Regions from separate parts of the Homo sapiens genome. Here region 2 is linked to region 1. A link is an interaction called in ENCODE POLR2A ChIA-PET data of the cell type or tissue named here. Cell type or tissue: CD4-positive, alpha-beta T cell. All regions are shown on one strand. Each heading gives the region's core, and the rest is flanking DNA. Links, peaks and the distances in the headings are about the cores only.

Region 1 (7,971 bases), core at 1,615-5,614:
GTTCTTATCCCTTTCTTTCCCTTTATTCATTCATCCAACTGGCTCATGGTATTTACATTTGGGCTGGATCTTAGAATTCTAGACTTAGAAAAGATATGAGACTCAGAGATCAAGAGCCCTCAGAACTTGGAGTTGGGAGAGTTTATGGCTCATGCGGTGACAGCATTTCAAATAGGTAATGACTTTTGTAGACTTGCCTGAGAATTTACCAATTGTTTAGAACATTGTTTCTCAAAGAAAGTAAATTTTGAGTTCCAAATTGAAATAGTAACCTAGTAGTAGAGATATAGGGGAGGGGAGAGATTAGAGAAATATTTAGATGGTAAAATAGAATTTGGTGATTACTTGTATACAGACAATGAAGGAGGAATGAAAGATGATACCCAGATTCCTAGTTTGGATAACTGGATTGATAATGAAATAATGAAGCACATATTAAGAAAATACAAAAAGAGAAAACAGTTCAAGTGTGTGTGTGTGTGTGTGTGTGTGTGTGTGTGTGTGTGTGTGTATTTGAAGTAATCAGAGAGCTACCAAGGCAGCCAGGACTTGAAGGGCCAAGATTTTAAAAAGAAGAGAAGAATATTGAGGTGAATCAGACAATCAGTGATACTTTTCACCCAAGGCATTTGTCATTTCATAAGCATTGGTAGAGACATTGAGAAGATAAATAGCACTTTCAGAACTTCAAAAGAATGGGAGACAAATAATAGAACTTCAGAGCTCACCAGGATGGAAGATCCTGGATAAATCAATAAACCCAGCTTTCAGAAAAGACCTCTGAAGGGCTTCACCTTAGGAATAAAGGTGAAACTAGAAATAGACTGGCCCTTAGTAATACCAAAACCTTGCTTCAAATCAGAATGGTGCCAAACTGGATTAAGCTGATCACTTTCTGTTCTAAACCCTCACTGGAGGAAGGAAACCTTATTGTGAGCCTCCACTTTCAACTTGTCACTTTAATTTTCTCACATATAATGTCTGGACTCAATCAAAATTTACAAAACAAACCATAATATCAGACTACTGTCTGAAAAACCAGAGGGAAAAAGACAAAACTAATTCAGATATTAAAATTATCAGGCACAAACGTGAAAACAACTGTGATTAATATGTTTAAATTGCCAAACATGTTTTTCCATTTTTTTCAAATCCCAGGCATATCTTGTTACCACAATATTAGGAGTAGTTAAAAAATACATTGAGAAGGATGTAGAAAAAGAAATAAGTTACAAAGCAGGTAGAAATGTTCCATGTCTTGATGGCAACATATGGTATCTTGATTGTGTTGGTTTCACAGGAATACACATTTGCCAAAACTCATCAAATTGCATTTTTTAAATGAGTAAAGTTTATTGGTTGTTTGGAAGTTTTACCTCAATATAGCTTTAAATTCAATCTCAAACACTAAATTCAAAAAGAAAATTTTAAAAATCAAATATTCATAAATGCTGATTCAAAATGAATGTAATCTTGAGACACACCTACCATGTCAGAGAAGGGAAATATGTCAGACAGTTTGGTGACATCAAAGGAATAAGATGTGCATTCTCCTTCTCTCTCTTTCCCTCTCTGTTTCTCTGTCTCTATCCACACAGCCAGAAGTATCATATCTTATTATTGCAAGTTTTCTATCTCACAGCTGATACTTCCCATAGTTAAGATAGAATAAAGTTGACAGAAAACAAGCCATCTCAGGTTTCACTCCTTCTTAATACGCACGGATTTTCAGTCCACATTTTTCTTGTTCTCTGTGGCTCTACTGGCTGCTGACTTTTACCTAGACACTTGACTTTCTTCTTTGTGCAGTTTCCATAAAATCCCTTAGTAGATGTTTTCAAGCCATTTGGGTCCCCAACCCCACCTTTTCCCTGCACCCAGTATCTGATCCCACTTCTCTCCCTGATTCTGATTCCATTACCACCCTAACCATTTCCTCCCTCCCAATGTTTAGCTGTTCACTGCTTTCTTAGTACTCTCTAATGCTACAGTCTGTGATACAGGAGAGCAGGAACTTTCAGAATAGTTGGCACATCGGTCAATGAATCTCAGATTACAAAATAAATTTTAAAATCCAAGTCACTGCTTCAAACATCTGTAAAGATTTCAAGGTTACATAGAAAAATAAGACTTTATTTCAAACATAAACTTTAAAGTTTTAGAATAAAAACAACCAAATTATTTCCCAGAACAGGAAGGATCGTTTTTCAAAAGTTGAAAAGCCTACCAGATTTTCAAAGCACAGTGATAATGCATTACCAACACCAATGCCCTCAGTCTAAAAAGATGATACTACCAACCAAAGCATCATCAGAACCAACTGAATTTTCCTCTTTTTAAATTATTTCACTCTCTTCTCTGTTATTCTTTTATTCTCTTGATTTTTTTATTATAGTCTCTCAAATTCTCATCATATTTCTCGTTCCAACTCCCTCCCTTTTAACTGGTTATGATATGGAATTTACAACTAAATTATCTGTTGTATTTCTTGAATATAATTTTTGGCATATCCTGCCTTCACTTTAAGATTGCAGATTAAAACCGAGTCACAGTATTTCCCTTTCCAGTATCTAACAACATGGAAGAGAGGGGAATTTTTAAAAATTATAAAACCTAAAAGCTAGAGGAGAAGTCACTAGCAGCCACAAAACAGGAAAAGGGGGGATGCTTAATGCATAAACTCCAAAAACTGGAAAATAAGGAAAGATACTGAAGACTGTGAAATGAAACAGAGAGGGTGCACAGCCTTGCTTTTACTTGTGCCCAAACCCCCGGAAGTTGTACTTCTGAATTGATGAACTGAAACCTCAAAAGAAATTAACTGAGTCATTATCTTTTTCCTTCCAAATGAGGAACTGGGGGAGAAGATACTGGTGGGGAAAAGAGAATGAAATAGGGACTGACCCTACAGAAAAGAAAGCTCCACAGCTCTATGGTCTAAGGAGCCAAGGCTACATTTCCACAAGAAAGGAAAATATCCCTCAAGTAGGTCTTGACACAGGACCATCAACAAAGTTCCAGAAAATGAGCAGGGCTCAATTCTTTAACAAAGAGTGGAAATAACCTAACACAGCTGAGCTTTCTCCTTCTGTTACTATTCTCTTGGTGTGTAAAAGAATGAGTAGAACACAAGGATACTCAGGCACCAACCTATAGCTCTGAGGAGCAAACAAAATTGTCATATATAATGTTTTAAAAAATCAAGAAATAACCCTCTGTACATCAGAGCAAATAGAATGCCTAGACAGAACCACCCAAACTTTAAAAAAAGAAGTATTGATATGGCAGGCAATTATATACATTTTATGTGATAAGGAAGAAAGAGAGAAAAGGAAGGACAAAGAACTAAATAATAATGAAACACCAAGTACCCAAAGGAAAACTGCTTCACACTGTAGAATAACTTACCAAGTACTTGATCTGGCTAAAACAGACTCAGACCGGTTCCAAGATGGCCAAATAGGAACAGCTCTGGTCTGCAGTTCTCAGCGTGATTGACGCAGAAGACGGGTGATTTCTGCATTTCCAACTGAGGTACCTGGTTCATCTCATTGAGACTGGTTGGAAGGTGAGTGCAGCCCATGGAGGGTGAGCTGAAGCAGAGTGGGGCGTTGCCTCACCCGGAAAGTGTAAGGGGTCGGGGGATTTCCCTTTCCTAGCCAAGGGAAGACGTGACAGACTGTACCTGGAAAAATAGGACACTCTCACCCAAATACTGCACTTTTCCAAAGGTCTTAGCAACCGGCAGACAAGGTGATTCTCTACTGTGCCTGGCTCGGCAGTTTCCATGCCCACGGAGCCTTCCCCACTGCTAGCACAGCAGTCTGAGATTGAACTGCGAGGTGGCAGCCTGGCTGGGGAAGGGACGTCTGCGATTGCTGAGGCTTGAGTAGGTAAACAAAGCAGCCAGGAAGCTCAAACTGGGTGGAGCCCACCGCATCTCAGCAAGGCCTAACACCTCTATAGACTCCACCTCTGTGGTCAGGGCATAGCTGAACAAAAGGCAGCAGACAACTTCTACAGACTTAAATGCCCGAGTCTGACAGCTCTGAAGACTGCGATGGTTCTCCCAGGATGGTGTTTGAGCTCTGAGAATGGACAAACTGCCTCCTCAAGTGGGTCCCTGACTCCCGTGTAGCCTAACTGGGAGACACTTCCCAGTAGGGGCCAAGAGATACCTCATATAGGCGGGTGCCCCTCTGGGATGAAGCTTCCAGAGGAAGGATCAGGCCAGCAATATTTTCTGTTCTGCAATATTTGCTGTTCTGCAGCCTCCACTGGTGATACCCAGGCAAACAGGGTCTGGAGTGGACCTCTAGCAAATTCCAACAGACCTGCAGCTGAGGGACCTGACTGTTAGAAGGAAAACTAACAAACAGAAAGGTATAGCATCAACATCAACAAAAAGGACATCCACACCAAAACCTGATCTGTAGGTCCCCAACATCAAAGACCAAAGGTAGATAAAACCACAAAGATGGAGAGAAACCAGAGCAGAAAAGCTGAAAATTCTAAAACCTAGAGTGCCTCTTCTCCTGCAAAGGATCGCAGCTCCTTTCCAGCAATGGAACAAAGCTGGATGGAGAATGACTTTGACGAGTTCACCTAAGTAGGCCTCAGAAGGTCGGTAATAACAAACTTCTCTGAGCTAAAGGAGCAGGTTCGAATCCATCGCAAGGAAGCTAAAAACCTGAAAAAAGGTTAACGAATTGCTAACTAAAATAAACAGTGTAGAGAAGACCTTAAATGACCTGATGGAGCTGAAAACCATGGCACGAGAACTTTGTGATGCATGCACAAGCTTCAAAAGCCGATTCGATCAAGTGGAAGAAAGGGTATCTGTGACTGAAGATCAAATTAATGAAATGAAGTGAGAAGACAAGGTTAGAGAAAAAAGAGTAAAAAGAAATGAACAAAGCCTCCAAGAAATATGGGACTATGTGAAAAGACCAAATCTACGTTTGATTGGTGTACCTGAAAGTGATGGGGAGAATGGAACCAAGTTGGAAAACTCTCTGCGGGATATTAAACAGGAGAACTTCCCCAACCTAGAAAGGCAGGCCAACATTCAAATTCAGGAAATACAGAGAACGCCACAAAGATACTCCTCGAGAAGAGCAACCCCAAGACACATAATTGTCAGATTCACCAAAGTTGAAATGAAGGAAAAAATGTTAAGGGCAGACAGAGAGAAAGGTCGGGTTACCTACAAAGGGAGCCCATCAGACTAACAGCAGACCTCTCAGCAGAAACCCTACAAGCCAAAATAGAGTGGAGGCCAATATTCAACCTTCTTAAAGAAAAGACTTTTCAACCCAGAATTTCATATCCAGCCAAACTAAGCTTCATAAGTGAAGGAGAAATAAAATCCTTTACAGACAAGCAAATGCTGAGAGATTTTGTCACCACCAGGCTTGCCTTACAAGAGCTCCTGAAGGAAGCACTAAACATGGAAAGGAACAACCGGTACCAGCCACTGCAAAAACATGCCAAATTGTAAAGACCATCAATGCTATAAAGAAACTGCATCAATTAATGGGCAAAATAACCAGCAAACATCATAATGACAGGATCAAATTCACACATAACAATATTAACCTTAAATGTAAATGGGATAAATGCCCCAGTTAAAGACACAGACTGGCAAATTGGATAAAGAGTCAAGACACATCAGTATGCTGTATTCAGGAGACCCATCTCATGTGCAGAGATGCATATAGGCTCAAAATAAAGGGATGGAGGAAGATCTACCAAGCAAATGGAAAGCAAAGAAAAAAAGCAGGGGTTGCAATCCTAGTCTCTGATAAAACAGACTTTAAACCAACAAAGATCAAAAGAGACAAAGAAGGCCATTACATAATGGTAAACGGATCAATTCCACAAGAAGAACTAACTATCCTAAATATATATGCACCCAATACAGGAGCACCCAGATTCATAAAGCAAGTCCTTAAAGACCTACAAAGAGACTTAGACTCCCACACAATAATAATGGGAGACTTCAACACCCCACTGTCAATATTAGACAGATCAATGAGGCCGAAGGTTAAAAAGGATATCCAGGAACTGAACTCAGCTCTACACCAAGCAGACTTAATAGATATCTACAGAACTCTCCACCCCAAATCAACAGAATATACATTCTTCTCAGCACCACATCACACTTATTCTAAAATTGACCACATAATTGGAAGTAAAAGACTCCTCAGCAAATGTAAAAGAACAGAAATCACAACAAACTGTCTCTCAGACCACACTGCAATCAAATTAGAACTCAGAATTAAGAAACTCACTCAAAACTGCACAACTACATGGAAACTGAACAACCTGCTCCTGAATGACTACTGGGTAAATAACGAAATGAAGGCAGAAATAAAGATGTTCTCTGAAACCAATGAGAACAAAAATACAACATACCAGAATCTGGGACATATTTAAAGCAATGTGTAGAGGGAAATTTATACACTAAATGCCCACAAGAGAAAGCAGGAAAGATCTAAAATCCACACCCTAACATCACAATTAAAAGAACTAGAGAAGCAAAAGCAAACAAATTCAAAAGCTACCAGAAGGCAAGAAATAACTAAGATCAGAGCAGAACTGAAACAGATAGAGACACAAAAAACCCTTCAAAAATTCAATGAATCCAGGAGCTGGTTTTTTGAAAAGGTCAACAAAATTAATAGACTTCTAGGAAGAATAATAAAGAATAAAAGACAGAAGAATCAAATAGATGTAATAAAAAATGATAAAAGGGATATCACCACCGATCCCACAGAAATACAAACTACCATCAGAGAATACTATAATCACCTCTATGCAAATAAACTAGAAAATTTAGAAGAAATGGATAAATTCCTGGACACATACACCCTCCCAAGACTAAACCAGGAAGAAGTTGAATCTCTGAATAGACCAATAATAGGCTCTGAAATTGAGGCAATAATTATAGCCTACCAATCAAAAAAAGTCCACGACCAGATGGATTCAGAGCTGAATTCTACCAGAGGTACAAAGAAGAGTTGGTACCATTCCTTCTGAAATTATTCCAATCAACAGAAAAAGAGGGAATCCTCCCTAACTCATTTTATGAGGCCAGCATCATCCTGATACCAAAGCCTGGCAGAGACACAACAAAAAAAGAGAATTTTAGACCAATATCCCTGATGAACATCAATGCAAAAATCCTCCATAAAATACTGGCAAACCAAATTCAGCAGCAGATCAAAAAGCTTATCCACCACGATGAAGTCGGCTTCATCCCTGGGATGCAAGGCTGGTTCAACATACGCAAATCAATAAACGTAATCCATCACATAAACAGAACCAATGACAAAAACCATATGATTATCTCAATAGATGCAGAAAAGGCCTTCAACAAAATTCAACAGATCTTCATGCTAAAAACTCTCAGTAAACTAGGTATTGATGGAACATTTCTCAAAATAATAAGAGCTATTTATGACAAACCCCCAGCCAATATTATACTGAATGGGCAAAAACTGGAAGCATTCCCTCTGAAAACTGGCACAAGACAAGGATGCCCTCTCTCACCACTCCTACTCAACATAGTGTTGGAAGTTCTGGCCACGGCAATCAGGCAAGAGAAAGAAATAAAGGGTATTCAATTAGGAAAAGAGGAAGTCAAATTGCCCCTGTTTGCAGATGACATGATTGTATATTTTAAAAACCCCATCATCTCAGCCCAAAATCTCCTTAAGCTGATAAGCAACTTCAGCAAAGTCTCAGGATACAAAATCAATGTGCAAAAATCACAAGCATTCCTATACACCAATAACAGACAAGCAGAGAGCCAAATCATGAGTGAACTCTCATTCACAATTGCTACAAAGAGAATAAAATACCTAGGAATCCAACTTATAAGGGATGTGAAGGACCTCTTCAAGAACTACAAACCACCGCTCAATGAAATAAAAGAGGACACAAACAAATGAAAGAACATTCCATGCT
Region 2 (7,971 bases), core at 2,661-6,660, 140 kb after region 1:
CATAATGTTAATATATTATACATGAAATGGTAGTATGTTACTTGAAGGTAGACTGTAATGACTTAAGATGCATATTTTAAACACTATAATAACCATGAATTAAAAAGTATAAAGATTAGCCAATATTAGAAATAAAACAAAATGCTAAAATACTCAATACCAAATAAATCAGGAAAAGAGAAAAACTGAGAAAATAAAGTATGCAATGAATAGAAAGTAAGTAGCAAGATGATAAACTTAAATTTAAGCATACTGATATTACATTCACCACAAACAGCCTAAGCACTATAATTTGAACAGAAATTGTCACACACAAAAAAACACTCACAGAGATTGTCAGATTTTCAAAAAGCAAGACCCATTATATACTGTCTAGAAGAAATGCACTTCAAACATTTTGAAACAGAAAAGATAACTGTTATAAAAGGATAGAAAAAAACATACCATTTGGACACTAATCATAAAAAGTTGGAGAGTATATAAAGTTTGAACAAAGTACCTATCAAGATAAGAAAGATTAACAGACAGAAAGAGATATAGTCTCTTATTGATAAAAAGGATAAATATTCCTGAAGACATAACAATCCTAAATGTGTATTCATTCAATTACAGGACTTCAAGATACATGAAGAAAAACTGATAGAACCGAGGGGGAAAATAAACAAACCAACAGGGAAATGAAAATTTCAGCACTCCTCTACCAGTAACTGATAGAACAAGTAGATTTTTAAAAAATCAGTAAAGATACAGAAGACATGGAAAACTCAATCAACCAACATGACTTAATTGATATTTTTAAAACACTACATGTAACATGGACAAATACACATTCTTTTCAAGTACAAATAAAACATTCACTGTGGTAGACCTATGCTGGGTCATAAAAGAGGTAGAAATACATTTTTAAAATTGAAATTATGCATAGGATATTCACTTATCACAATGGAAATAAATTAGAAATGGATAACAAAAATATAACTGTAAGATCCTTACTTTTTTGAAATTAAGTAAAAACTCTTTTAAATAGTCCATAAGCCATACACCAAAGAAGAAATTTCAAGAGAAACTTTTAAGTATTTTAAATGATGGCAAATACCCAGCACATCAGAATGTATAAGATGCAACTCAAGTAGGCTTAAAGAGAAATCTGTACTCTTAAATGCTTACATGAGAAAGAATACATTTTAAAAATCAACAATCTAATATTCCTACTCAAGAAGCTAAAAAAGAAGACCAAAAGTGACCACTAAATGAATACAAGGAAGAAAATAATAAAAGCAGAAGTCAATGAAATAGAAAACAGAAAAACAAAAGTCTCTTTCAGTCTCCCTCACTCTCACTCTGGCTCTTTTTCTCTTCTCTCCTCCCTCCCTGACAACATACCCAATCACTCACTCTGGGGGAATCTAGCTGTCACACTGAGAAAACAGGTTCATCGGTAAAGAAAGATCTGCTGCCAAACACAGTCATGTGACTTTTAGCAAGAAGTTTCCTAGAAGCAGAAAGTTTCAACCAGACAAAGCTTCAGATAACTTCAATCCTAGCCAATATCTTTACTGCGACCTCAAGATAGACACTCCATTGATAGACACTGCAACAAGATAATACATCATGACCAAATGGGAGTTGTCTCAGGAATGCAAGTTGGTTTGCCATTAGAGAATAATTAATGCAATACACTATATCAACAGAATCAACCAGAAAAACTCTATAACCATTCCCATAGATACATAAAAAGCACTGGGAAATTCAAAAACCAGGCATAATTATTTTTAAATCCCCCAGCAAACTAAGAGTAAAAGGGAATTTCCTCAACCCAATAAAAGGCATCTACCAAAAAAAAAAAATCTACAGCTAACATCACACTTAATTGAATGTTTTCCCTCTAATATCAGAAAGAAGGCAAGGATGCATGCTCTTATCACTTCCATTCAAAGTTGTATTGGAGGTCCTGACCAATACAGTAAGGCAAGAAAAAGATAATAAAAGGCATACAGATTAGAAAGGAAAATATAAAACTTCCTTTATTCACAGATGACATGATTGTACATATTGAAACCCCTAAAGAATCCATAATAAAAACTATTGCAACTAATAGATGAATACAGCAAGGTTGCAAGATACAGGATTAATATAAAAACCATTTTTACCTCTGTATACTAGCACAATGAATAATTTCAAAAATGAAACTTAAAACAATGTTATTTACAATAGGATCAAAACATAAAATAAGCATAAATCTAACAAAAACTGTGTAAGAAATAAATGTTTAAAATCCTAAATAAATGAAGAGATATACTATGTTCATGAATCAAAAGATTCAACATTATAAATCGATAAATTTCCCTGAAGTGATCTATAGATACAATGGAATTCTAATAAAAATCCCAGGAAGCTTTTTAAAAGAAATTGACAGGGTGTTTTTGAAATTTATGGTGATATAATGCAAAGAACCAAGATTGGTAAAAGCAATTTTAGAAAGGAATTTGAGACTTTCTATAAAGCTACAGAAATGGAGACAGTGTGATATTTACATAAGGATAGACATATAAATAAATGGAACACAATAGGCAGTCAAAAAATATAACTACCCAATGGTAAATTGACTTTTAACAAGGATGTAGAGATAATTCAATAAGTAAAGGATAGTGTTTTCAACACAGTTCTTGAAAAACCAGATCCCATATTTTTAACAAATAAACCTTGACCCTTACCTCGCACTATAAACAAAAATTGATCATAGAAATTGAAGCTAAAACTGTAAGACTTCTAGAAAAATATGCAGAAGAAAATCTTTGTGACTATGGGGTAGGAAAGATTTTTTTAGACATAACAGATAAAAAGAACAAACCATAAAATGAAAAAGTATAAATGAAACATTATCAAAATTAATGACTTCTAGTCCAAAGATATCATAAAAGAATAAACAGGCAATCCACAGACTGGGAAAAAAAATATTCACCATATACATACCTACTGCAGGTCTTGTATTGAGACTATTTAAAGAACTATAATCCAACAGGAAAAATATGTTTTAAAATGCTTAATGGGCAGAAGATTTGAACAGATAGTTTACAAAAGGAGAAATATAAATGTCTAATAAATGAATGAAAATATGCTCAACATCCTGATCATCATGAAAATGTATATTTAAAGCACTACACACTGGATTATCTAAAATTGAAGACTGACATACCCAAGTACAGTGAGGATGTAAAGTTACAGAAACTTTCTTATGTTGTTGGTGAGAATGTAAAATGGAACAACCACTGTGGAAAACAGAATGACAGTTTCTCAGAAAGTTCAACATAAATTTCCCATATGGCCCAGCAATTCCACTCCTTAGTATTAATCCAGGAGAAATGAAAGGGTATGTCTACATAAGCATTTGTACATGAATATTCATACCAGCTTTATTCATAATAGCCAAAAACAATAAACAACCCAAATGTCTATCAACTGGAGAATGGATAAACAAATTACAGTATATTCATTCTATGGCATATTACTCAGAAATAATGTTGATTTACATTACATACAACAAAATGAGTGAATCTCAAAACTATTATGCCGACAAAAGAGTATATGCTGTCAGATTCCGTGAAAATCTAAAACAGGTAAAATTGATCAATAGTAACAGAAAACAACACAGAAATTGCCTGAGACCAAAGACAGCAAGGGTTTACTCCATAAGAGCACAAGGGAATTTTGGGGGTGATGAAGTATTCTGTGTTTTGACAGGGGTGGTTGTCACACGAGTGCAAACATTTATCAAAATTTATTAAACTGTATATTTAAGATGTGTTTATTTTATTGAATGTAAAGTATACCACAATATAACATTTTAAAGTAAAAAAAAATGATTTCACAGAAAGGTCAGTGTATATTTTACCATTCAAACTGGCATGCAACATTTTGAGATCACAGAATTTCCCGAAAGGACTATTGCCAGTTGGACTGTCTTTACTGTGATTATTTTTTCTTGAATAGAGCTATTCCTATGACAAATTGTATCCCCCAAAGATGGCACATGCTTTTCTACAATATTACCTTGATACTCCTCCCATCAAAAAGTAGGGTCAGTATCCATTTTCCTTATCTCTGAGTACACTGACTTGCTTAGAACCAACAGAATGCAACAGACGTAATACTACATGATTTCCAAGGCTGTTAGGAAAGTTGATGCCTCCCCCTAGTTCACTGGTGCACTAGCGCTGAAGCCCTGATTTATCATTTAACAGTCTACCTCCCCGAAGCCACCACGTTGTGAGGAAGCCCAAATTATCCCAAATGGAAAGATCACATGGAGATACCCTGAGACTACATGGAGAGAGAGAGAGAGATGCCAAGCCAGACCCAAGCTCCTATAGGTTCCTGCAGGAGACACACCCTTCCAGAACCACTCATCACAGCCCTTTACAACTTTCTAACCTACAAAAACTATGCAGTGATTTGATATGTAGTAAAAATAAATGGAACAACATCCCCAGCAACATCCTCAATAATACCATGCTTTATGCAGTGCTCAAAATTAATGGAAGGAGGAGGTGAAGGAGGAGGAGTAGAACCACTCCACTCCTTTGGGCATACCGCTTCTACACAGAAATCGACACACCTTCCTTTACTTCAAAGACTGACTAAATACATGCATTAAGTGACTCTCTGTTATCCTAGAAGAGTGGCATTAAATTATCCCCAGTGAGACAGCTTGGCCTTTTCATGGGGTGGGGAGGAGGTGGTGACAGATAAACTGTTAAACCCACAAGCATGATACACTCCTCTTTTTCTGTATCCTGGACTCACTCTGAGGCTTCTGGAAAAGGAATTTTACCAAAAGTGTATGGGCAAACCTAAGCTGAAGGACACTTCAGAAACACAGGCTTGTTTCTTTCTCAGTGAAGATTCATGATATACACTATGTAAGACATGGCACCAGACCAGAACTGGCCCAAACAAGGCTTTGAAAAATAATTCCTACTCAAAACACATCAATCTTGATGCATCAGCATTTTGACAAGACAAGATGAACTTCAGGGAGGCCTACCGACTGGCAGGCATAAGTCCCACCATGGCAGATAGTGGGCAAACTGCCTTTAACTCTGATCAAAATCCACCCATCCATGTCTGCTAGGCAGCAAGCATGAAATGACGAAATAAGTTGAAGCAAAGCAAAAATAGGGCCACAAAGAAGCATACACACTCACACACACACACACACACACACACACACACACACAGACACACACACACAGACCTTTCTCACTCACTAGTCAGGGAAAGAGTGCAAACAGAAACTAAGTATGTGCATGTGTTTAGTTTAAAGTGGGAGTTTATTTTCCAGTTTCCATGGGAAATAATTGAGCTAATATTATCTTCCCAAAGTAAATACCTTTATGCAAAACTCCCTCAAACTGATCCCAGGCCAAGATTCCTGCTGCAACCTCCTTTTGCCCTCTCACCTCCAAATTCTCACACTGTGGTCTAAAGCACAGAGGATTACTAACAGAGAGGCATGGCCTTGCTTCTTCCCCCAGCTCTTCTGAAAGTTGAATTGCAGAGTCTTTTGTATCCCTCTTGCCAGATCCTACTGCTTGAGATGGGAGATAAAATCTAATGGGAAACCAGAAATGTGAGGACCCCTGGAATCTGACTTTTTCAGTTCCTCTTGGCCATGGACACTTTATCCAGATCCTTACTGGGTCTTTTCTGGAATTATGTTAAGCCAAGAGGTCTGGAGTTTGTTTTTGCTTGTATTTCTGTGGAGCCCTGTGAGTTTTTGTGTCGCCGTGTTTTTAACAGTATTTGCCTATATATTGTCTGTTAGGTTCTGTTTGCTTGCCTCAGTAAAGGGCCATTATTAATATCCTACTCATCAACCACTCTCTCCTTCATCAACACCACCAATGACCTTTTACTATCATCTGCCTAATCTGAAAAGAACCAGATACTTCAAATGTCAATGTAATGATCACTATGTATTTTTTATCAACAAAGTCTACATTTTCTAGGCACTATCCTTTTGGGAGATGCAGTAAGCTCCTGACATTTTGAGGGGACAGGTCCAGAGACCTTCTCCAACCCCCAAATCTCAGACACAGGAATGTTTATACAGGCCTCTGGCTCTGAGACAAGAGGCCTGAATTTCCTTTGTATGTCATCACTCTAACCACATGCTGACCCAGATAAATGCATATAAATGGAGAAAACATGAGCAACTATAGACTCATACACATTTATTAAATTACTGAAGATAAGTATGAAGGGAGACCTTGAGAGGAATCTGAGATTTCTGCTCTTAACAGGAATTAAGCTCATGCATATTAAAGATCAGTTGTTGAAATCATTAGGCTAATTACAGAACCATTACTAAGAATTTTTATCATTACAAAGTGCATATTCTGTTTTTGCTCAGTGTAGTCACTGGAGATGAATTCTAGACTTACTACAAATCTGGAAGCCCTTATGTGTCATTAGAACATAAATGTCATAACACCATACATATCACCCAATGGATACACTTGCAAAGACTGAAAGTCGAATTGCAGTTGAAAGTATTTCAGAAAGTATTCAGAAGGTGATAAGGAAAAATTGTACTCAACCAAAATGTCCAACAAAGGCAAAGCAATAAGAAAAGACTTGTTCTTCTATTTCCTGAACTATAATGCAAATACTGAAATTATTAGCATGTAATCATTGCATTGTAGATGCCACTGACCCAAGGGCCCTGGGTTTGTTAGGGGCCATTACCCCATTCACTTGGCTCGAACCCTCATCCAGGAAATCATCCTGCTGGATAACTAGGCACACCCTGCTTGCAGGCACTGATTCTATGTGTTCATCTATTCAGCAAGTGTCCAGCATGTTGGTACTGGAATGCTAATCTCATGACCGAGCTTAGTCAAGAAATAGCCTTCTTAATATGATAGCCACCATCTACAATGATTTACTGACAATTTTTGGCTTAAAATCCCACCTCTACCACTGGTTGTGTAACTTTGGGAAAGACAATTAACCTGACTACTGTTTAGTTTCCTTATTTGCAAATAGAGATAACACCTCTCTTAAAAGTTATTATGAGGATAAAATAGCACTTTGGGAGGCTGAGGCAGGAAGATCACTTGAGCCCAGGAATTTGAGACCAGCCTGGGCAACATAGTGAGACCTCATCTCTACAAAAATAAAAATAAATCAGCTGGGCGTGGTGGCGCTTGCCTGTGGTTCCAGCTACTCAGGAGGCTGAGGTGGGAGGATTGCTTGAGACCAGGAGGTCAGGACTGCAGTGAGCTGTGAACATGTCACTGCACTCCAGCCTGGGCAACAGAGCAAGACTCTGTCTTTAAAAAATAATAATAAGATATGTAAAGTGTATGGCACAGAGGTAAGTCTCTATTGACAGGTATTATTGTTTGTCTTGTCACTTGAACGTAAAGCCGTTGTGTCTGCCTGTCATTCAACTATTCACAAGCATACAAGATTAAAGGCAATTTGCAAGCATAAGAAACACACTGTTTCTCTTCCTTAGATATTTATAATTCATGGTGGAGATTATAAGATCTCCTTTTCCAATGCAAAATTTCAACTAAGACCTTCTATGTGCTTCACATCTCCTTAAACCAGGGTCCTGAGATGTGCCACGTGTCATGTCATTACACATGGAGAAAGGAATATTTTTCAAAAACCAATTACATACTAGCCACTGTTTAAGGCATATATATACTCTTTCACATTGCTATACCCATTTTGAAAATGAAGAAACAGAGGCTTAAAATGCTTAAGTAACTTGCCCTGGATCCCAACAAAGTAAATGACAGAACAGGATTCGTATTTGGGCCAGTTCAACTCCAAAGACCATGCGTTTTTTGTTATGTTCAGCTGCCAAGTGTAGTTTCTTACCACAATGTCATGAACTATTGTTACAAGAAAATGAGACCGCTGTTTACTATCTGTTGTGGCCAGGTTTTAAATCGAGCC

Evidence for each region. Peaks named below come from ENCODE experiments on the same cell type or tissue, not always from the same donor. Only the 100,000 strongest peaks of a DNase experiment are listed, where the experiment ranks them.
Region 2: POLR2A ChIA-PET joins it to region 1 with 6 read pairs; 6 of 35 experiments call an interaction of 5 or more read pairs at or near these places.

What each region holds. Positions count from the first base shown.
Region 1 is chr2:37,595,800-37,603,770 of GRCh38, reverse strand. All of the region lies in intron 1 of LINC03063 (long intergenic non-protein coding RNA 3063), which reads right to left. Among named protein-coding and RNA genes, the nearest start is that of LINC03063, 37 kb to the right of the region's middle. RefSeq lists a silencer at 912-961 and an enhancer at 2,946-3,035. In CD4-positive, alpha-beta T cell, for the core only: no CTCF peak of the experiment used is centred there; DNase peaks (open chromatin) are centred at 2,790 and 3,900; H3K4me3 peaks cover 2,517 bases; H3K27ac peaks cover 1,600 bases.
Region 2 is chr2:37,457,780-37,465,750 of GRCh38, reverse strand. No RefSeq gene overlaps it. Among named protein-coding and RNA genes, the nearest start is that of LINC03063, 100 kb to the left of the region's middle. In CD4-positive, alpha-beta T cell, for the core only: no CTCF peak of the experiment used is centred there; no DNase peak of the experiment used is centred there; H3K27ac peaks cover 1,371 bases.